Linked DNA regions of Mus musculus: region 1 is linked to region 2. Evidence: chromatin loops called from intact Hi-C (ENCODE). Cell type or tissue: heart. All regions are shown on one strand. Each heading gives the region's core, and the rest is flanking DNA. Links, peaks and the distances in the headings are about the cores only.

The links. A loop is a pair of places that touch in the nucleus more often than their neighbours do. Peaks named below come from ENCODE experiments on the same cell type or tissue, not always from the same donor. Only the 100,000 strongest peaks of a DNase experiment are listed, where the experiment ranks them.
Region 1: it touches region 2 in a loop (2.4-fold over the local background); 5 of 42 quality-filtered maps call a loop at or near these places.

Annotation. Positions count from the first base shown.
Region 1 is chr19:3,315,186-3,326,506 of GRCm38, reverse strand. Cpt1a (carnitine palmitoyltransferase 1a, liver) reads right to left here and starts at 3,206. Exons shown (of 19, transcript NM_013495.2): 1 at 3,133-3,206. In heart, for the core only: CTCF peaks have their summits at 4,039, 4,775, 5,487 (motif pointing left) and 9,905 (motif pointing left); DNase peaks (open chromatin) are centred at 2,446, 3,106, 3,746, 4,716 and 1 weaker place; H3K4me3 peaks cover 3,063 bases; H3K27ac peaks cover 2,956 bases.
Region 2 is chr19:3,570,988-3,582,308 of GRCm38, reverse strand. It overlaps Ppp6r3 (protein phosphatase 6, regulatory subunit 3), which reads left to right and starts at 6,560. Exons shown (of 24, transcript NM_028999.1): 1 at 6,560-6,668. n-TAagc9 (a tRNA gene) reads right to left here and starts at 6,046; the gene lies at 5,974-6,046. In heart, for the core only: no CTCF peak of the experiment used is centred there; DNase peaks (open chromatin) are centred at 5,268 and 6,388; H3K4me3 peaks cover 2,889 bases; H3K27ac peaks cover 3,583 bases.

The DNA.
Region 1 (11,321 bases), core at 2,138-10,137, 260 kb after region 2:
TCAACAAGGAGAACTCACTCCTTGTGTTAGGTAAGAGATTAAAAAAATAAACAAACTTTGCAGTCTAGGTTTGGTTTAGAGACAAGTTCTTGTGTATCCCACACAGGACTCCAACTCACGGATGGTGGTAGCTGGCCTTAAGTCCGGCTCTCCTCTGTCCACCTCCGAAGAGCTAGATGGTACAGGTACACACCATCACAGTCCTGAATGAACTGCTCACAGTGGTGGCCTTTGCAGTAACTACTGAGTAAGTAGGTGACTGCATCGCACCCCATTTTTGCCTTTCTAATTTTGCACAATATGCTTGTATTGCTTTTTACTTAAAACAAAACCATGTATCTTATTTATTTATGGTGGCGGTTGAGTGCACACTATAGCACGGTGTGCAGAAGTCGGGATCATTTTCACCCTTCGAGTTAGGGTAGTCAGGCTTGGCAGCAGGCTTATTTTCCAAACAACAAAAATTCTTGCACTAAGAGCTTAAATTGGCATTAATTCAAGTGTGCAGTAATCCTTTTTAAGCCTACTAGGCGCGCCACCGCCACCGGCTTAAAACCCCACCTCCCTTTTTCTTCTTTCCCGAGCTGAGGATGGATCTTTGCCTATTCCCAGGCTGTCCCTTAACTCCCAGATTCGAGCGACTCTCCCTCCTTCAGGGGACTGTCCAGTCTGCTAAACACACTTTAAAATTATCCACCTTGGACTACCATTTTATTCTAAACTAGTTCAAATGCAGACTTCCACCAGCTTTAAGACTCGGGCCTACCGGTAAATATCTATGAAGAGTGACTGAAGAGTGACTAAACATATTTTCTAACCAAAAAAAAAAAAAAACCTTCAAACGGTCAAAGTACAGGAAAGTCGCGTGGCTCTAGCCGCCTGCAGATCCAGACTGCAAGTTCAAGGCGCTGGGGAAGGGAAGGGCACTAACAACAGCGGCTTCCCGCCCCGCCCCTTCCCCTACCCAGCCGGGTCACGTGACGGCTGAGAAAAGTAGGGGAAAGGTTACGGGTGCCCCGCCCCCGTGCTGGCGCGTCCGGGGCGCTCGGATCCTGTTCCACCGGCCGAGCCCACGCAGGCCTTCCGGAGCGACGCGTCGCCGCTGCCATCCCGGAGTCACCGATCCGCTTTGTCCGAGGACAGCTGTCGCATACAACAAAACAGCCAGCCGGCACCGTGCCTCGAAGGGTTTCGCTGCGAAACCCAAGGGGAAAATAAAGTAAAAATTGCAGCGCTTTTATGAATGGGCAAAATGGGCAAGAGGAATCAGGGTTGGCTAAACCCCGGCCAGCGCCCCAAACTCCCGAGAGAATCAGGCCTGCCGGTTTCGTGACCACTGGGTCAGGGCCAAGCGCAGCGGCGGCGGAAGGGAGGCGTTCCACCCCTCATCTGCAGTCAGGTGGCTTTCTAGCTCAAACTCGAAAGGTTTTGTCTTGTGCAGGAAGCCGCTTCGGCCACTTTTGATACAAAACCTAACCGGAGCTTGATTCCAAAGACGGTTAAGGAGTTCAAAGCCGGGCGTGGTGGTGCTCGCCTATAATCACCGCACTTATGGGTGGGTGCAGGAAGGAGATCGGGGGTTCAAAACCAACCTTGGGTACAGAGCAGGCTGGAGGGCAGCCTGTGTTACATGAGATCCTATCTCATTTTTTAAAAGTAAATAAATAGATAAAAGAGAAAATTCAAGTGTAAGGTTAAGTCTAGCGAGGCTTTAGTTAAGAAAAGCAATAATTTACATGACAAAAGAGCTCCGGGTGCTGCAGCAAAACCAGTCTAGCCCAGGACTCTGAATGCGGACGCTGCCCAGACCTACCTACTACTCTGCACTGCCCCGGAGCAAGCACTGTCCTCCCCACACCACAGTCCTCTGCTTTAGGTCCTCACTGAGTCCTGAGTCGACCGACTAGGAAGGGGGTGGTGGTGATGTATGCTTGCTGGCACAAATAAAAGGCCAAAGCTGTGTTTTAGTCATTTGGCTTGTGGTTTTGACAGTGATAAACACGCTTGAATATCAGGAATGACCAGAAACCAGACGCCTGTGCAACAAAATGCTGTAACTAAATACGCGTTCCGAAAGGCTTCTAAACTCACTTTCATTTTATTTGCGAACTTCCAAAGTTAGCAGTTTCCGACTAAAATCTGTTTTTGGACAACTATTTAAATGCACGGAACGAGAGTCGGCCCAGAGCTGAGAGTACTGAGCTTGATTGTATGTAGCCTGGTTCACACTAGGAACTTTTTAACTCCTTAAAAACTTGAGCGTTCATCTGTGTTCTGTGACATCAACGAAAACCAGACCCGATTCACAATAAGATGAAGAAAAACGAAGGGTACCCGCTGTTACCGCACAGCCTGGTTGCCCAGACCGTGCTGTCCGGCTGTCCCAGGCCAAGTTCGCTCAGGCCAGGTCACGTGACGCCCCCACCCTCCCGGGCTCTGGTCCCGGCGCGACCTTGGGCAGTCTCTGACACCCACCTGCCCTTGAACCCCGGGCAAAACCGCGGTGAGGGGTGCAAAACACTTAAGTCTCTGCGCCAAGGGTGTGTCCCGAAGGCTATACTGCAGGGACCCGCACGAAGAGAGGGCACCGGCCACCTGCCAAGTCCCCTGTGCGAGCATCCTTCCTACTGCCGAGCCCGACCCTCACGGACCCCGAGAACCAATCCACCTGCAGAGTAGCGGGTGGAAAGAGCCTGGAGAACGCTCGGCGTCCACACTGGCCCCAAGCCACCCGCGGAGTGGGGAGTGAGCAGGGGTCAGAAAGGGAGTTGACACTCCTACTGGTCAGGGACCAAGGAGTCACGCCTAATCATAAGCATCTTTCACAGAGCAATGAAGACCCCAAACCCACGCGGTGAGTGAATCCACCGTGGGGCGGGACACCACGAGCCGAGGTCCCACGCGTCCCGAGTGGAGGCATTTTGCCCAGTCTGGGGACCAAGCATCTTTCCTCCCGTCCCGGGATCCCCCAGATCCGTCACTGCGCGGGGGAGGGAGTGCCCTCTGCTTCTCCAATGCGCGGCTCACGCGTACCCTACGGGCACAGTCTGGGTCTCCCTCCACACTCTTAAGAATGACACCCGCGCGCCCAGCCCAGGGCGGTGCCGCAGCGCTGCCCTCGCGGTGTCTTACCGAGTCTGCAGACGGCGGCGGCGGAATGAGCGAGCGGAGTCCGGGCCGGGGCGGGCGAGGCCAGGCTCACCGACGCGCGCCGCGGGTGATTGGCTGAGCCCAGCTGGGCTGCAGCGCGGGCAGGACGGGGCGGGGCCTGGACGGGGCGGGGCTGCGGGGAGGAGGTCAGTAAGGAAACTGAGGCTAAGTCCCGAGCTTGCCAACGGCAGACCTAGGACAACATTCCTTACCCTGAGAGCCTCAGTTTCTTCATATACAAAAGGGACCAACTCATTAAAGCCATGTCCAAAACAGCTCTTTGCACCATACTTGGCTTACACTCGCGGTTTACACTAATCCGCCCGTAAACTTCTCTGCAACCCTGCGGGAGTTATGCTGATTTTGCTCCAGACTTTTGGTTTGTTTGGTTGTTTGGTTGATTATTTTTTTTTTTAAAAAAGGGGAGTGGGACGCTTGGGGTGGTGTTGGGAAGAACGGCTTGTCTAACATCAGAGAATGAAGAAGTAAGCTCAGGTTCCAAGTTTGAGAACAGATGTTTGACATCCGGGGGCAGGTTGGCGCCAGAGGCCAACACACTCATAGTCTCCCTGGGATAAAATCGTCAGGGGGCGGGGGAACCCTCATCTGCGGAACAATTAGGGTGTGTGGGTAGCTCACAATGCCGTGCATTCCTTGCCTGTGTAAGGTCCTGGATTCAAGTCTCTGCGCCCAAAAGCAACGGAATCGAAGTACTCTTTGAACGCTGAGAACGAATAGGTGTCAATAGGGGAGTGATTGGAACCTCGGACAGAGTGGCTTCTGGAGGGGGATCGCTGGCAGCACACGGGGAACGAAGGTTGCAGGGTGAGTTGTGAACAGGGTGTAGAGAAGTCGGGCCAGACATGGCAAAGCACTCTACCCGCCAGATGGGGCGCCCTCCCAGGCTGCAGCTCCAGGCCCTGCGTGTAGCAAGCTCTCCATAAATGCGCTGAAGAAGGAAGAGTCGCAGCTCTGAGGTCAAGCACGCCTGGTCATGGAAGAGCCCTGTTTGCCTCCATCTTTCTCTGCCTTGCCGTGGAAGGGTTCCATAGAGAAAATGAAAGTTCCCCTTGATCCCGCCCCCAACTGTAGTTAACTGTTGCTGTATCTCATCTCCCCCTACACCTCTATTATTTAAAAGGACAGGCGATTGTTGGGTGTAACTTTGAGATTTTTAGTTTATGTGAAGGGACTCATAGAGAATCGGGGTCTTTCACTTGCCTTCATTGTTCTGACACACCCAAACGCCTTCCATCTTCTTAAGCATCCTTATCTGAGCACCTGTTCCTGAGCGTGGAAGCAGAGACCAGTGTGACATGTGGCTGGCACTGCAGAGGTGCTATCTGGAAACACTTTCTGCTGTCCCCCGGGCCTCATCGGCCTCGATGGCTCTAGTGTCACCTCTTGCTGCCCCCTACTTAAGGCTCCTTTTAAGTCCTGGACTGTTGGACTCACCTTAAATGCCCTTCCTTCTCTCCCTAGAACCCCAGTCCTAACCGGTCCCCTCCCCAAGGACACTTCCTCTTTTCTTGGCGTCCTGCTTTGCGTCCCTCTGGATTGGCCCTGTGCCCTGTCTGTCCAGGAGGCTCAGCGGCCTTGACAGCAGGCCCTCCCTGCCGGCCAGGAGGGACAGGAGCAGGGGCGGAGACAACATCAGAAGGAACTCTCAGACACCTCGTGCCTTGGGGAGGCACCATAATGAGCCAGAGCCGCCTGCACCTGGTTTTATCCTGTGGGGACCTCATTTTCCTTCCTCTACCCTCACCATAGCCCTTTTCCCAAGGACTGTAGCTCCCGGAGTGGCTATTAATAAAGAGCTTAACCTCCCCCTCGCCCCTCGGGGTGGGGATGGGGAAGCTTGGGGCATTAACCTAAACTCCCTGAGCGCTGAAAATATACCAGGAACTGGCACCAAGGCTAGAATAACCTTTCTCAAGCTCGCCTGTTTATTTTTCACATTCTTTCTCAGTTTCAATCCCATAGACTGTGCCAGCTGCTCACGATGGATACGTTTGCCCTGTGTGGTGGCTCACATCTGTAATTTCATTACTTGGGAGACTGAGGCAGGAGGATCATATATGAGTTGGAGACCAGCCTGGGTTACAGCGTGAGCCTGTCTCAAAAACCAAACCAAACCAAACCAAACCAAACCAAACCAAACCAAACCAAACCAAAACAAAACAAAACAAAACAAAACAAAAACAGAGTTGGAGGAAATTGCTCAGTAACTAAGTACGAATACTACTCTTGCCCAAGACCACAGTTTGGTTCCCGGCATCCAAGTCTCAATGTTCACAAACACCTATAACTCCAGCTCCTGGGGATCTTGCTCCCCCTTCTGGCCATCATGGGCACCTGCATTTATATGTTCATACATTCCCATACACATTATTTTTAATCTAAAAAACAAACCACAACTGGGGATGTGGCTCAGTATTACAGCGCTTGTCTAGCAGGCATGAAGTCCTAGATCCCATCCCCCACACCACATAAAGAGGGTATAATGATGCACACTTGTGATCCCAGCAAGAAGTTCAAATTGTCCTTGGCCACATATCAAGTTTGAGGACAATGGAAAGAATAAGATAAGCTGATTAATCGTAGGGTTGCATGCATGCTAGTCAGGTGCTCTGCCACGGAGCTACCACAGCCCTCGTTTTTTTGTTTGTTTGTTTGTTTGTTTTGTTTTGTTTTGGTTTGGTTTTTTTTTCAGTACTAGAGCTGGAAGCCAAGGTCTTATGTGTAGAAGGCCAAACAACATCCCAACCCTAACTATCCCACCTAATATATGTGACAGGGAATTTTCACAGCCCCCACTGTTTTGCCAAGAGGATGGCTGCTCCATGGTCATTCTCTCTAGCCTCCTTTCCGGTTGGCAGGACTCAATAGATATCTATCCAAAGTGCTTAAGACGTTTGGGGACTTGGCTATGAGACCTAGTTTTGAGGGAACTCTACTTCATACTAAAGAATGTTGTAATCACAGGAGGCAGTGTTTTCCCCTCCTCCTCCAAGCCTCAGGCCCCACTGAACTTGAACTTTGAGCCCCTGTACACGTTTTGAGTCAATATCGGAGGTAGTATTTGCTCAGCCAACGTCACCAGGTTTCATGAGGACAGTGGCATTGTCGCAAGGATAACAAACCCAAGGCTGCCAACGAGTGTGGGAAAAGAAACTTGGAGTCCATGAGGCTTCTTCTGTGTCCCGCTGTTCCCACCAGAGAGTGAAAATGTCCTGTGAAATGTACCCTGCCTGTCCCACTTTGGGGGCCACTCCACTGTTTTCTTCTGCCTTGCCTTCCCGAGCACCCAGTGAAAGGAAAGTTGGCAGTGTTTACTATCCCAGAGAAGAAACAATCGAAGCCACAAGACCAGGGCTAGGTGTGTCAGTGTGAGCCCCTCCTGGTCCCGTGTAAGCCTCAGTTTCCTACCCTAGGAAATGAAGTCAGGGCCAGAGACATGGCTCAGCAGGAAATGGTACACACACACACTCACGAACATACACAGATAAGGCTCCATGCACAAATGCTTGTGAACTACCATCTGGATGCTAGGAATACTTGAACTTGGGTCCTCGGCAAGAGTGTCCAGTGAGTGCTCCTGCCCCTCCACCCTACCATTCTTTGAGAAGTAGTGCATGTTGGTCTGGTACTCGTGACGTAGCCAAGAGTGACCTTGAACTCCTGATCACCTGCCACTACCTGCCCATACTGGGACTGCAGATGTGCTCCATTGTGCCAGGTCTGTGTGGTGCTGGAGACAATGGCCAGGATGTTGAGTACCCTACCAATTGAGCTACTCCCACAGATGTGCCACAGGCCAATTGAATGAGGCAATTCCCCTCATGTTATGTCCTCAGATAAGTCTGGGCTGTGCCCAGTTGATGCCTAGGTAGGTGACAGAGCCTCTGGGGGTAGAGGAAACAGGTGAGGCAAGAAGCTCTGTCATTAGGAGTTTTGTTTTTAAAATATCTATCTATTTATTTATTTATTCTTAAAGATTTTAAAGCTTTTTATCTGTGTTCACGGATGTGTGGGTGCCCTCAGGTTAGAAGAGGGCACTAGGTCTCAGGAGCTGGAGTTAGAGGTGGTTGTGAGCGGCTCTGTATAGATTCTGGGAACTGAACTCCGGTCTTCTGCTGAGGTTTACTGTGTGGCTGCCCTAGGCCTTTCATTTTTCATTTTTCTTGGGTGGAAAAATGAAAGGGCTGAAGACGAGGCTCAACAGTTATGGGCAGAGGCTGCTCTTGCTGAGGATCCAGCTCCTGGACTCTGTTTCACCTCCACTTGGTGGCTCTCAATCCTCTGTAACTTGAGTTATGAGGGACCGTATACCCTCTTCTGGCCTCTGAGGACACTAGGCACACAAATAGTGCACAGACATATATGAAGGCAAACAGATATACAGATATTAATTTTAAAAAGAAACAACAACAACAACAATAATGTTGGCATATTATTTAGCTATTTTATTGGGTTCTTATCTCTCTGCCTCCCTTCCAAACAGTTATTGTACGCTAATCCCTTCCAACATCAGATAGGAGAGAAGGAAGGTGAGAGGGGAAAGGAGGTGTGCACCTGTTTAGACCACTTCCTGCTGACTAGAGGCCTTGAGTTCCTTGGGGCGAGTTCAGTCCTCCTTGTCAGGATATCTCCAACTTCTCTTCTCTTTGCTTGTGACCCCAGACAAACTGCAACAAAAGCAACCAGGAGCAGCAGGGGGAGCAGCAGGGGAGCAGCAGGGGAGCAGCAGGGGAGCAGCAGGGGGAGCAGCAGGGGAGCAGCAGGGGAGCAGCAGGGGAGCAGGAGGAGCAGCAGGGGAGCAGCAGGGGAGCAGGAGGAGCAGCAGGGGAGCAGCAGGGGAGCAGGAGGAGCAGCAGGGGGAGTAGGGGGAGCAGCAGGGGAGCAGCAGGGGAGCAGGAGGAGCAGCAGGGGAGCAGCAGGGGAGCAGCAGGGGAGCAGCAGGGGAGCAGGAGGAGCAGCAGGGGGAGTAGGGGGAGCAGCAGGGGAGCAGCAGGGGAGCAGGAGGAGCAGCAGGGGGAGTAGGGGGAGCAGCAGGGGAGCAGCAGGGGAGCAGCAGGGGAGCAGCAGGGGAGCAGGAGGAGCAGCAGGGGGAGTAGGGGGAGCAGCAGGGGAACAGCAGGGGAGCAGCAGGGGGAGCAGCAGGGGAGCAGCAGGGGAGCAGGAGGAGCAGCAGGGGAGCAGCAGGGGAGCAGGGAGCAGCAGGGGAGCAGCAGGGGGAGCAGCAGGGGGAGCAGCAGGGGAGCAGGGGGAGCAGCAGGGGAGCAACAGGGAAGCAGCAGGGGAGCAGCAGGGGGAGCAGCAGGGGGAGCAGCAGGGGAGCAGGGGGAGCAGCAGAGGGCAGGGGGAGCAGCAGGGGGAGCAGCAGGGGAGCAGGGGGAGCAGGGGGAGCAGCAGCAGCCACAGCCCTCTGGGGACTCTCCCATGTATACCCTCTTCAGAGTTTCCCAAATGAAAATATCTGTGCTGGCAAAAATTACTGCCCTGCTAGTGCTGAGGCAAATCATAATCACCTGCTGTGAAGCAGCCTCTTATCCCAAACCTGGGGTTAAATAAACTAACAAAAACACAGGCACATAACATAACTTGACTTTTAAAGAAACCAACATTCTTGAGACACAGTAATAAATATTATCATCACCATCGTTATTATTAAGTAAAATTAAGTTAAAAGGCTGGGTTCGCAGGAGTGTTTCTTTAATTCTTGAACTCAAGAGGCAGAGGCACTTTCTCTCTCCACCAGCCAAGCAAGACGCCCAAAGAAAAGAAGGCCACGGGGAAGAAGGTGTCCTCGGCCCTAGCCGTCATCATTGTCGTCCAGAAACAGGACGCCAAAAAGGTGGTCAATCCTTTGTTTGAGAAAAGGCCCAAGAACTTTGGAATTGGTCAGGATATCCAGCCCAAAAGAGATCTAATACACTTTGTTAAATGGCCTGGCTACATCAAGCTGCAGTGGCAAAGAGCCATCCCCTATAAGTGTCTCAAAGCACCTCCTGCCATTAAGAAGTTCACCCAGGTGCTGGACAGGCAAACAGCTACTCAGCTGCTTAAGCTTGCCCACAGGTACAGGCCAGAGACAAAGCAAGAGAAGAAGCAAAGGCTACTGGCCCGTGCTGAGAAGAAAGCTGCAGGCAAAGGCGACGTCCCAACTAAGAGACCACCTGTTCTCCTAGCAGGAGTCAATACAGTCACCACCTTGGTGAAGAACAAGAAGGCTCAGCTGGTGGTGATTGCCCATGACGTAGACCCCACTGAGCTGGTGGTTTTCCTGCCTGTCCTGTGTCGAAAGATGGGGGTGCCCTACTGCATCATCCAGGGAAAGGCCAGACTGGGATGCCTGGTCCACAGGAAGACATGCACCACTGTTGCCTTCACACAGGGTAACTCGGAAGACAAGGGTGTTTTGGCTAAGCTGGTGGGAGCTATTAGGACCAATTATAATGACAGATATGATGAGATCCGTCGCCACAGGGAGGCAACGTCCTGGGTCCTAAGTCTGTGGCTCGCATTGCCAAGCTGGAAAAGCAAAGGCTAAAGAACTCGCCACTACACTGGGTTAAATGTACACTAAGTTTTCTGTACATAAATATAATTACAAAATTTAAAAACAAACAAACAAAGAAACAAACAAATGGGCTAGTGAGATGGCTCAGTGGCTAAAAGCACTGGCTGCTCTTCCAGAGGTTCTGAGTTCAATCCCCAGCAACCACATGGTGGCTCACAGCCATCTATAGGGGGGATCTGATGCCCTCTTCAGGCAGGCAGATATATATGCATCGGAGCGCTCATACATTAAATAAATAAAATTTTAAAAAAAGAAAAAGAAGAGAGAGAGAGAGAGAGAGAGAGAGAGAGAGAGAGGCATAGGTAGGCAGATCTTTGTGAGTTTCAGGCCAACCAAGCCCATTTAGACCCTGGGTATAGGGGTTGGAGGGAGAAGGAGAAAGAACAAGCACAGATCGCTGCCACACAGCTTAAATAGCAATAAATTAATGCAGCTTCAGACTAATATTTTTATTTTAAAATAATTTTAAGAGGGGGGAATGAAGACATATTAGGGTAGAAGTAAGATTTTTAATGGGCTGAAGAGTGAGGGGCAGGCAAAGCAAGAGTGCTGCAGCACAGTGCATGTGTAATCCCAGTCGTTGGGAGGCAGAGGCTGGAGGGTCATGGGTTCAAGGCCAGCTCAAGCTTTATTAACTACACCTTGTCTCAAAGAAGAGTCTTTTCAAGGTTGGGCTTTGCTGCTCTGTTTGGTATTAACTGCTTTGGAAATTAGTCTATTACAGCATGCTTTCTTCCCAGGTTCTAGAATCTTCTGTCATTTGCTCTGCTACCATGCTGCAACTCTTAATACAAATTTAAACATTTTCATAATTTAAAATGAATTTACATGCACACATGTTTTTGCACGTGTGAGGATACTTGTGCATGTGGGTGCACAGGCATGGGGAGGCCTGAGGCTGATGTAAGAGCCATCTTCCATCACAAGAATGGGGCTCTTCCACCCCATTCACGGAGGAAGACTCTCCCAGTCAAATCCAGAGCTCACTGATTGATAGGTAGACTCTTCTACTCAAATCCAGAGCTCACTGATATGCCTAGTCCTGCTGGCCGGTATGTTCTGGATACCCCCTATCTCTTGCCTTCGAAAGCTGGAATTTTACTGGTCAGTCTTTATGTGGTTTTCTGGAGACCAGAATTTGGATCCTCAGACTTTCATGGCCAAGTAAGTGCTTTAATCACTTGGCTATCTATCCCTTCAACTTCTCAGGCTCATATCTTCCAGAGCTAGACTCAGCTTCCAGAGTCTTTTCTGACTTGCTTTGACATGTGCTCACTTGAAAGTTGAATCACACCTTTGTCTTGCTGGCAACTGCATCTGACAAGTGTCATCATACCCGAGAGAGGCAAATGGTTTTGAGCTGAAGTCTGGTGGTGCAAGGTCTCAGACCACCAAGGGCCTGAGGATGGGAGAAGAGGGTCATAATTAGGATGTAGGAACTGGGACTCCCCTGACAGAAGGGCTCTTTCCACAGGTTATAGGACGCCAGGGGACTCACTGTGGGCAGGGCTGAGCTGGCTTCTGTGTGTTGAGAGCAGCTGCTGGCATTCTTCTTCTTTTTTTTTTTTTTTCTTTTTTTTTTCTTTTT
Region 2 (11,321 bases), core at 1,516-9,515:
AGTCTAGGTTCCCTGTTGCCCAGGTACCCTGTCTATTCTCAGGCCTGTTCCTTCCTTTATGCTCCTCTACTACTTGCAGCCAAAATCCTGCTTACATTCCTCTCCTATCTTCCATCCCTTTTATTCTTTCTTTCTTCATCTCTCTCTTGTGATACACCTTTTCTGTCTCCTTGACTAAATCTTGTAAACCATGGCATGTAATCCTTCTAGTCTCTGTAACTTCCTCTTAATATCTGATGTTGACTGCCCTATAAAAGCCATAGCAACCTTGGCTTGTTGACTCTCAGTGGTTGGGTCAAAAGGAATATAGCATCTATAAGCTTCCATCAATCTTTCCAGAAAAACAGATAGGGGCTCAGTAGGGCCCTGCATCACCTCTCTTACCTTAGCCAAATTGGTGGGGCGTCTCGCTGCTCCCTTTAGACCAGAGCCCGGTGGTAAACTGCCAACCTCTCCCTACCTTGAGCAGTGTTGTAGTTCCAATCTGGCCGGTCTAGAGGGAACCCAGCGTTAATCTCATTGGGTAGGTTGTTTGGGTCTCCATTCACTCCAGGAACATTTTTCTGAGCCTCCAGGAGAATATGCTCTTTTTCTACAGTGGTAAATAGAACCTGTAGGAGCTGCTGACAATCATCTCAAGTGGGTTGATGAGAAAACATAAGAGACTCCAGCAGTCAGGCTGGCCGGATTCTCGGAAAAGGAGGCATGGTAGGGTCTGCAGAGATTGTGGGTCCACGGGCAGGTCGCCTACAGCAAAGGAAAAGCAGAAGTGGTGGCAGGAGCTCCATCTGCTGGGGGACTCTGGGCTCTGCAGGGAATCCATGGTTTGATTTATGGCGGTGAATTCTGGATGAGGTAAGGCTGTTGATCCGAGTGGGACCCAGGTCCACTCTGAAAAACAATGGCTTTAACTTCAAAGATAAGAGCCAAGTCAAAAGTCCCCTCTGGTGGCCACTCTACATCAAAAGCCAGCCACTCGGAGGCGCAAAAAGTCTGCCAAGGTCCCTTCTTAATTTCTACTGAAAGATTATGGCCCCTTGATCTAACTTCAGTCCAGTGGTCTAAAGTCAAACTTGGGGAGGGGGGTCATTACAGTCTGTCTTATTGTCCAATATCACAGAAAACATGAAACAGACACAAAAACCACACACATACTGACAAATGGACACACAAAACCAACTCAGAAATGCAAAAGGTCAGGGAAGTGCGAAAATCCTCCAATCTAGGAAGACTACTGACTCTTCACTCCCCACCCCAGATGGACTCCTGGAGTCCTTCCCCTCGCTCGGGGCGTACCCCAGAGCTGCACAGCCGGTGATTCCAGCACGTCTGCTGTTCACACTCCATGCCTCACACCGAGGTACGGGTCTCTGCAGCTGCAAATTTCAGCACTGAACCTTGCTGGCTCACAAAATATTTTTAGACAAGAAACCTCACCTCCAAGTGGGTCTTCAGGTGCCAATCCCGGATGAGCCCCCAATGAAAGACCCCGAGAGGAGTCCCTTGCTCAAGCCTCGGGATAATAGCGGACCCCCAAGAACTCATGAGAGACCAAGCTTGATGCAAACCACATGAGGCTTTATTGGGGAAAGCCAGAACTCTGGGGACGACTCATATCCCACACAGGTGTAGAGGAGTTGACCCCGAGGGGAAAGAGGTCCCAGTTTTTATAGGCCCTCGGGGCGGGGGGGGGGGGGGAGGAGGGAGGAATAGGGGATTTCCAGATCTAAACAATGTAAAATGATTGATTTCTCAAGAAATGGGTATGGGAGGGAAACAAGGAAAGAGTTTAATGAAGGTGCAGTAACTCCAGACTGGCCCCGGCTGTGGTTGCTGGGGAGATTTTCTGACTATCCCAGCAACCAATATCACAAACACCTGGCAGTGAGGTGCAGCAGTGGGCACACACCTGGGTTCAAGGAACGGTCAGAACATTGGCAGACACACGGGTTCAAGGAACGGCCAAAGCATTGTGCACTTCTATTTTTCTAAATCAGTGAAGCTACTTCTACTAACAATGAAATCTATTTTGCCAATTTCAGGGCTTCTGTGACCTTTTACATTCTGTCTGTCAGGATCTTTCATACTGTCTGTCCTGTGTCCACAGCCCTTGGTCTACATCTATAGCCACCCTGAGCTACGGAGGCAGTGTCCATCTTGAGTGAATAGTCCACATGACTGGAAGTTTGCTGGGGCTCAGGTTACATTTAGCTTCTTTCAAAAGATCAGGGCTGGGGTCCCACCCTCCAGGACCTCTCTGGCTTCTTGCTGGTGATCTGTGGTGGATCTCAAGCCACGGTCTGTCTGTCTGTCTGTCCCTCCCCCCCCCTCCCCAAGTGTCTTCTTCACTTCCTTTTCCAGGAGCTTGATCACCATAGAGTGGTCAGCATGCCTGGTGGGTCCCTGTTTCACAGACTGGGCAGCTATCAGCCATCCTTTTAGGGAAGTCCAGATCCTTGCCAGCTCTCACACTGTAAACCTGTAAAAACCAGCAGGGAAAGAGAGTGAACTTCAAGGCTGCACTGGATGGTTTTGTGTCAACTTGACACAGCTGGAGTTATCACAGAGAAAGGAGCTTCAGTTGAGGAAATGCCTCCATGAGATCCAACTGTAAGGCATTTTCTCAATTAGTGATCAAGGGGAAAGGCCCCTTGTGGGTGAGACCATCTCTGGGCTGATAGTCTTAGTTCTATAAGAGAGCAGGCTGAGCAAGCCAGGGGAAGCAAGCCAGTAAAGAACATCCCTCCATGGCCTCTGCATCAGCTCCTGTTTCCTGACCTGCTTGAGTTCCAGTCCTGACTTCCTTGGTGATGAACAGCAGTATGGAAGTGTAAGCTGAATAAACCCTTTCCTCCCCAACTTGCTTCTTGGTCATGATGTTTGTACAGTAATAGAAACCCTGACTAAGACAAAGGCCAAGTGGGTGACTGCTTGGGTCTCCTAGGAGACTCTGGTTCCTCCTCATGAACCTCAGGAGCTCTTAACCTGACCCAGCAACAACCTGTGTGCCAGCCCTGCCCTTCTGGGCCTTGTCCTCTGCCAGGGCTGTAATGGCCCCTTTTCATTCCCTGCATCTGTGTCAGCAGAGTTTGGAAGAGAAGAGAGAAGAACGAAAGGCACTGGGGCATCCTTTCTCAGGTTGAACTTTTTTTTGTTTTGTTTTTGTTTTTCGAGACAGGGTTTCTCTGTGTAGCCCTGGCTGTCCTGGAACTCACTCTGTAGACCAGGCTGGCCTTGAACTCAGAAATTCACCTGCCTCTGCCTCCCAAGTGCTGGGATTAAAGGCGTGCGCCACCACGCCCTGCTATCTCAGGTTGAATTTACCTACTTTACAGTTTTTATGCAGAGCTCCTCTTTCTGTTGCAGTATATGATGGGAGATGTCCAAATGCCCTTTGGGGAAGTCAGAGGGTTTGCTTGTTTGCTTTCTTTTACATTACAATGAAGTCAATTGAGGCAGCTACTATTTTGCTCCCCAAGTTTAAGGAACTTAAAGGTGTTCTCTCTCCACTCTGCTGATTGGGCTTAAAACAAAATCTTAAATGTGTGTGCTCTTCAAAATAGACTGAAAACTGAACTGTTACACTCTAGAGGGAAGTGGTGGGAGGAGAATGGGGCAGAGAGAGAAAGAGGAAAGGAGGGAGGGAGAAAGGGAGAGGTAGAGAGGTAGAGGGAGGAAGAGGTAGAGAGGAAGAACAAAGAAGGGGGGAGAAAGGGAGCAAGAGCAAGGGAGAGAGGGAGGGAGATTGAAAGAGGGTGGGAGAGGTGAAGAGAAAGAAAGAGGGAGAGGAAGAGAGAGAGGGAGAGGAGACCCATCAAACCTGCAAGGTTTAAGACACAGAGCTCAATCTGTGTCACATGCAAAGCTTGCCAAGTTGGTCATTCTTCTGACTCCATGGCTCTATGGGACAGGCAAGTGGGGCTTCAGGCTCAGGCACCTCCTTCCCTAGCAAGCTCTCCCTGACTTCAACGTGCCTGGCTAGGTTAGGAATGAGTACACCATATTTGACAACTTATGGGCTAACTACCCTGGTCTTAGTGAGGTGACAGGTTATCTCTTAGTTGTAATATGTATGTCCCTGGAACCCACCTGAGTCTGGGAGAAAAAAGGCAAAGCAGATGCCAGCAGGTGTCTTCACTACAAATGAATGAAGGGATGGTGGTTTGGTGGACCACTGTATGACTCACCCAGATGGTGGGAGGGGGCTGGTTTGGTTCAGTGAGGCAGTTGGGCTTTGTCTTCACAGATAGCACAGAAGGCAGGCCCACTCCCACTCCAAGCTGTCCCCTCTCACCCCCAGCTGGTCCTTCCTGCCAGGGTCCAGCCTTTAACTGCTGCCCTGCCCTGAACTTTCTGCTACCTTAACTCTTTATCAATAGGCCTCAGTTTTAACAATGTTTGTTACTACTTCTGTGGCCTCAGGCAAGCCTTCTAGCCTCTGCGTTCCAGAGTTAACATTTATTGCCTCTCTTAAGTGCCTGGAGTGGTGTGCTTGACCCTGGCTGATAGTTGTTATCACTTGTACTTCTGAGAACTGGAGAGTCAGAAAGGTTAGGTCACCTGGCCAAGGTCACCCAACCCCTATATGGCCTCTGGTGACAGAATGCTCTGGTCCGTAGTTAGCTAGTGTGTACAATGGGGACTATGATGTGGATCTACTAGCAATGAACTCTTTCTGGAATCTGCTTCCAGGAACAGCTCTCTTGGAAGGTGGACTGGAGGCCAGGGTGGGTTTGCATAACTGCACAGCCCTCTCTTGTTATCCTGGTAGTGGAATTCAGAGCCAGAATGAGTGAGGTGGAGGACTCAAGCATGCTGGACCCCGTGTAAAGAACAGGGGTGGGGGGGGGTTCAGAGACTGGGAACCCGGAGAAAGCACTGAGTGTCCAACAAGGCAGGTCCTGTCTCCTCCAGTCCAAGGGCTAGGCTCTGTCATTTTCCCAGGGGATAGATGCCTAGAGGTGGCCTAGAGGAGACACTCAGGAGATAAGCTCTGTGCTCTCTGAGCTTCAGTGAAGCCTGGGCCTGGGACTGCTGGACCTACTGGAAGAGATATGCAGGCAACTGCTCCCTGTCTGAGGTGTGAGCATTGCCACTCAAGGTCTGTGTGACTCAGCTACCTCTGCTATCCAGTCTCCCATCATAGCTGGGCTCGTCCTGCCTTTGAAGCTCCAAGGCCCCACCCTGGGGTCTCTGTAACACCCTTCCCCTCCCTGCTACCAACACCCCAGGGATTTAGAGCTCTGTCCTGTCCTATGACTTACTACTTTCCCAAAAGAGTCTGTCCCTTAGCTTGATCACCTTGGTCACTTGCTTTCCAGATGGCATGGGAAGGCCTGCTTCATGAAAGACTTCCAAGACTCAGAGACTTTGTTGACTATGGTGGCCAGCTGCAGCGTGCCTGAACTTATGGTCCTGTCCACACTGAACCAGGCAGATTATTCATAGGGACCCAAGGGGAGCACCTTGGTATCTTTTCCTGTTGCTGTGATAAAATATTCTGACAACAGCAACTTTAGGGAGAAAAGGTTCATTTTGTCTCACAGGTCGAGGCCAATATGGCAGGGAAGTCAAGGGAGCAGGTGTGGGAGTCTGCCCGTCACATCACATCACATCACATCACAACCAGCCAGGAGGTAGAGAATGCTTGTGGTCAGCTCAGTTTCACCTTTTTAGACAGCCCCAGGAGAATTAAAAACCAGGATTAGCCATGACAGTGGTTAAGTGCAAGACTTGAGAGTAGGGACCCTGATGTCCAGGACCCCAGTTCTGGGGCAAGGTAAATGTGTAGTACTATACGTATAGGACACTAGCAGTTGGAAGAAATTCATGTGTAAAATTCTTCTCTGTGACAAAAGATACAGCCTGGTTTCCTTTGTATTAAGAAACCTTACATTTTGACCCCATTTTCAGGGATGCCACTCTACTTTGTCTGAAGTAATTTAATTGAAGGTCTTCGATAAAACTATGCTATGGAGAATGCGGGCATCGATCCCGCTACCTCTCACATGCTAAGCGAGCGCTCTACCATTTGAGCTAATTCCCCAGCTATAATTAACTTCCGTCGCAGGTTGTATTGTGACTCACGTCATCACCGGTTTTCCCCCCCCCCTCGTCCCCCGCGGCCGTTACCCCACCGCCTGCTGTCATTGTGTTACCCCATTGGCTTCTTCGCATCCGGAGCTACACAGCCGGGATTGGTTTGGTTCATTTGTTTTAAACTACATTGACTATGCGGATTGGTGGTCCCAAGCGTCTGTCACGCGAGGCCCCGCTGTTGCTACGGGGCAGAGGGACCCAGCCTAAGCTTCTCCCAATTTCTGACTTGTTTCTCAGACTCCGGGGTCTAGAGGTTCCGGATCCGTCAAGACCATGGGAAAAAGAATGCGCCTCTCGCGTTTGACTGACAAGACCTCAAAGCCAATCGAAGTGGAGTCGAGGGAACCGCTGGGCGGTCCAATAGGTTGTGGGGGGCGGGAGAGACAAGCCAATGATCCGTGTGAAGGGGCGGGGTCTATCCTGTGATTGGCTGCGGGGCGGCCGGAGGGAGGGCGGGGGTAACTCAAGGCCTGCTTGATACGTCCGCCATTTTGGGCGCTTCGCTGATGGTGTCGGTGAACCTTTTTCCCGCCTGAGCGCGACTAACTGCGGGTCTTGGGCGCCTCCAGGTAACTCAGGGGAGGGGGCGGTGGCGCGGAGTGTGCGGGTCGCGCGGGCAAGCGGCCGACCGATCGTGGCGGTGGTCCGGTCCCGGCGGCGTGGGGAGGGAGCGTCCCGGCCCCTTTCCCCTCCCCCCCGGAATCGGCAGCTTCGGCGGCCCGGGAGGCGGCGTCCAGTCCTGGCCAGGACCGGGCCGCCCGCTCCTGTCAGCCGGGCCGAGCGTTGGCAGTCAGCCGAGCCGACTGCGAACTTTGGACGCCGAGGTGACTCTGGGCTTGGCTCGGCGGGAGCCCAGGCGAGGCGAGGCGCGCCCCGAGCCAAGTCGGGGGTCCTGGGCGAGCTCCCCGGCTCCCGCGCCCGGGCCTTCACAGCGACTTCTCGGGATCTCCTGGAGCTTGTCAACTCGCTGGAGAGCTTCGCGAAGGCTTTTGTTGGACTCTTGTCCTCTGAGAAACAAGTTGTGTGGGTTTCTGGGCATTAGCAGAGTCATCGGAACACACAAAAACCAGTTCCGAGTCTCTCGGGGCCATCGCAGTGAATCTTCATCCTCCGCCGTTGAGTCTCTCTTTTATACAGACGCGGGCATTGGAGATTCCCTGGTGTTTTGGAGCTGAAGTGAGGAGTTACCCTTCTTGTGGCTTCAAGCACCTCGCTTTTAAAGCTCGGCTCACTGTTAACTTGGAGGTCTTTTTCTCCCCAGTCCCGTTGTCTTTCATTAGAACTTGGACTTGAAGTTGTAGGTGGGACAGAATGAGTGGTCTCGGTAGCTCTGTGTCTGTACTTCTCCACCGCATGTCCTACTGTCATTTGCCGCCTACCTGCTGTGGTCTCTTTAGAATGGGCCAGAGCTTTGTTTATGTTTTGCTTTGGCTTGGGGGAGGGGACACTTAGAAGGTTTCCTTGCATCAGAGCACTTGTTAATATGGATACTGTTTCATTTTCTTAAGTCAAGTTTACTTTGGTTTTTGCCCTCAAGGTCATGTTGCAGTTGACACAGCCCGTAAGAAAGGAACTTAAGATCTCCTTCCACTAAAATGTTCCTTGAAATTGCAAGGTGCAAGATCCCTGTTGCCAGTGGTGTTTGAGCTTTCTTATGGGCCACCTGAAAATTACATCTTCCTTTGTCACTTTCTAGTCCTGTGACCTTGGGCGAATTAGTCCTCTTTGCTGCCCCTGTAACCCATGAAAATAAGTTTGTTTCATAAGTTTATCTCATGTTAGGTCCCAATTTTATCTAACATGTTCATATTAGACTGTAACTGAGTATATATGTAAATATGTTAGCACAAAGCAGCTAGAATCGTGCTTTGTGAATAGAATCAGCTCAGTGGTGACCATACCTCTCAAATTCAACTTGATCTTGATGATTTTGTTTGTTTTTGAGGCAGGGTCTCACTATGTGGTGGGAAGATCTTTACTGCTTCTGCCTTTAATAATGGGATTAATAAAGTCATGCACCACTGCACCGGACTCATTATTTAGTTATTTTTTGAGATGATAGTAGTTTAGAATGTTCTTGACTTTCCTTTTCAGCTAAGGCTGCCTCAAATTCTTGATCTTGCTGCCTCTACCTGACAAGCATTATGAATAGAGGTGTGTACCACCACACCTAGTTCAAAATTAACTTTTAAGTGTTTAGGTACAATTAGGAAAGCCATGTGTTTAAGGATCAGCTGGGCTAAAAAAAATTACTGGAAGTTATTTTAATTTTTCCATGAGATGTTGAAAATCTATTAAATCACTTGAAAGCGTTTTGTCTAAACCAGTACTTATGCATAGAAAACACCTTCAGGATCTTAAACAGCACCCCTCCTCTGCTGCTTCTAGGCACTGCTTCTGTGTAGTTGCCCCAAATCATAATATGAGGATTTCTTAGATTTTCCTGGTTGTTATTGCAATTGAAAAGCTGCAGTCTTGAGAGCTTCAGCAAAGGTACAGGTTAAATATGCCTAATTTCTGAATGCTCTGAAACCTGACAGCTTTTGAGTATGAAACTTAGATTGTGTAGCAGTTTCTATTAGGGAACTTAAACTGGTAAAGGCTGCCAGCCTTCAGAATCTGAATCTGATGTTGTAGTCCCAACCACTTCGGAAAGGATGTGCTCAGCTTGTAGCTTGGGGAGTGGCTGTTGTTCCTGGGTGCTTTGGGACCTATCCCTCACTTCACTGTGTCTGGCCAGGGACCCTAGTGTCTTTCACTCATCCAGTTATCCTTAAATTCAGCTTTTTAAATGTCTGCTCTCTGCTTTCTCCATGGTACATGAAAAGAGGACAACTCTTGGTGATAATTGCTTAGATTGCTTTATGCACTGAGGAAGCGTATTTTAATGGAATACATCTCAAGTAGACTTGAGTATACTGATTGCTTTAACCGACTTTAGCTTTTGTATAAAGTAAAGCACCCCCTGCCCAACTGCACAAAAACCAATCTGCTACAAAAACAAGGCTTGCTAGTTTGCATTAATTGAGTACTTAAGAAGTAGTCTATAGTTGGGCAAAAAATGCATAGCACTGAAGTTAAGACTTTAAGTGGGGTTTCCTTAGCTACTTTAAGATGCCTTTTAGCAGTTCCTCTAGAAAAGTGGGTTATGACAAGTAAGCATTTCTTCCTTAAAACAGTATTTGTTAGGGTTGATAATCAACTTGGATTTTTTTATGATTAACTTAGTAGTTGAGATAGTTGAAATCTTAGATGTTACCCGTGTGTGTTGATCTATAGTTTTTCATTTTACTACATTTCAGAAGAATAAATGATAAAGAAGTCCTTTCAGATATCTGTTCAACTAAAACTCAGCACCAAGTTTACTTTCTAAAGAGGGCAGGAGCCTGGCCTGGCCTGGGTGGCGAGAGCTCAGCTGCACTGGAGGCTGAGGAGCTGCTTTTCCTTAGAATGGAGCACATTTTGTTTTGTTTTGTTTTTTTTTGTTTTGTTTTGTTTTGTTTTTCCAGACAGGGTTTCTCTGTATATCCTTGGCTGTTCTGGAACGAACTCTGTAGACCAGGCTGGCCTCAAACTCAGAAATCTGCCTGCCTCTGCCTCCCGAGTGCTGGGATTACCACGCCTGGCAGAATGTACCAAGAATATTGATCAGACCTCTTGACTTGCAGTTATATATATGTTCTATCTCGATGTCAATTGACTTTCCTTTCTGTTTCACGAACCCATGATATGTACATGTTTATGTGGAACAGAATACTTGAATATAATGTGTATAGACAAGGGTAATTTAAGCATTTCTTTTTGTTTTTGTTTTTAAATTTTATTTCATTTATATGAGCACACTGTAGTTGTATTGAGACACACCAGAAGAGGGCATCAGATCCCATTACAGATGGTTGTGAGCCACTATGTGGTAGCTGGGAATTAAACTCAGAACCTCGGGAAGAGCAATCAGCCAGTGCTTTTAACTGCCGAACCATCTCTCAAGCCTGCCTGCTTGCTTGCTTCCTTCCTTCCTTCCTTCCTTCCTTCCTTCCTTCCTTCCTTTCTTTCAGATTTATTTATTTATTTATTAGTACACTGTAGCTGTCTTCAGACACACCAGAGAGGCCGTCAGATCCCATTACAGATGGTTGTGAGCCACCATGTGGTTGCTGGGATTTGAACTCAGGACTTTGGAAGAGCAGTCAGTACTCTTTTTTTTTTTTTTTAAGATTTATTTATTTATTACATGTAAGTACACTGTAGCTATCCTCAGATACTCCAGAAGAGGGAGTCAGATCTCATTACGGATGGTTGTAAGCCACCATGTGGTTGCTGGGATTTGAACTTCGGACCTTTGGAAGAGCAGTCGGGTGCTCTTACCCACTGAGCCATCTCTCCAGCCCTCTTTCTTTCTTTTAAAGAATTTATTTTATGTATATGAGTACACTGTAACTGTCTTCAGACATTCTAGAAGAGGGCATTGGATCCTGTTACAAATGGTTGTGAGCTACTGTGTGGTTGCTGGGAATTGAACTCAAGAACTCTCAAAAAGCAGTCAGTGGGGCTGGTGAAATGGCTCAGCGGTTAAGAGTGCCAACTGCTCTTCTAAAGGTCCTGAGTTCAAATCCCAGCAACCACATGGCGGCTCACAACCATCCGTAACAAAAATCTGATGCCCTCTTCTTGGAGTGTCTGAAGACAGCTATAGTGTACACATATAATAAATAAATAAATAAATAAGTCTTTAAAAAAAAAGCAGTCAGTGTCCTTAACCACTGAGCCATCTCTCTAGCCCCTTGAAGCATTTCTTTGCTACAAAGATTGCCTTGGATTGGGAGGTCTGGCTCTGTAAGGCACTTACTTGATCAAGATGCATGAGGCTCTGACCTCTATCCATAGTACCCAAAGAAATGAAGCTAGGCATAGTAGAACACACCTGTGAGCACTTGGGAGGCAGAGGCAGGAAGAGCTGGAGTTCAAGGTAATTTTGGGCCATGTAATGAGACCCTGTCTCAAAGAAACAATGAAACAGCTCTCCCTCCTTCAAAAATAATCAGTAAAATGATTTTTTCTTGTTGCTGTGGTACTGGGAATTGAACCTATAGTCTTACTCGTGCTAGGCAAGTACTTTATACTAGGTGAGGGTATTCCAACTATTTTTCCCCTCAGGAAGCATTCTTTTTGGCTTATCGTACCTCTGGTGTGCTGTAGAGGGTGGAGGTCAAAGCTACTTACTG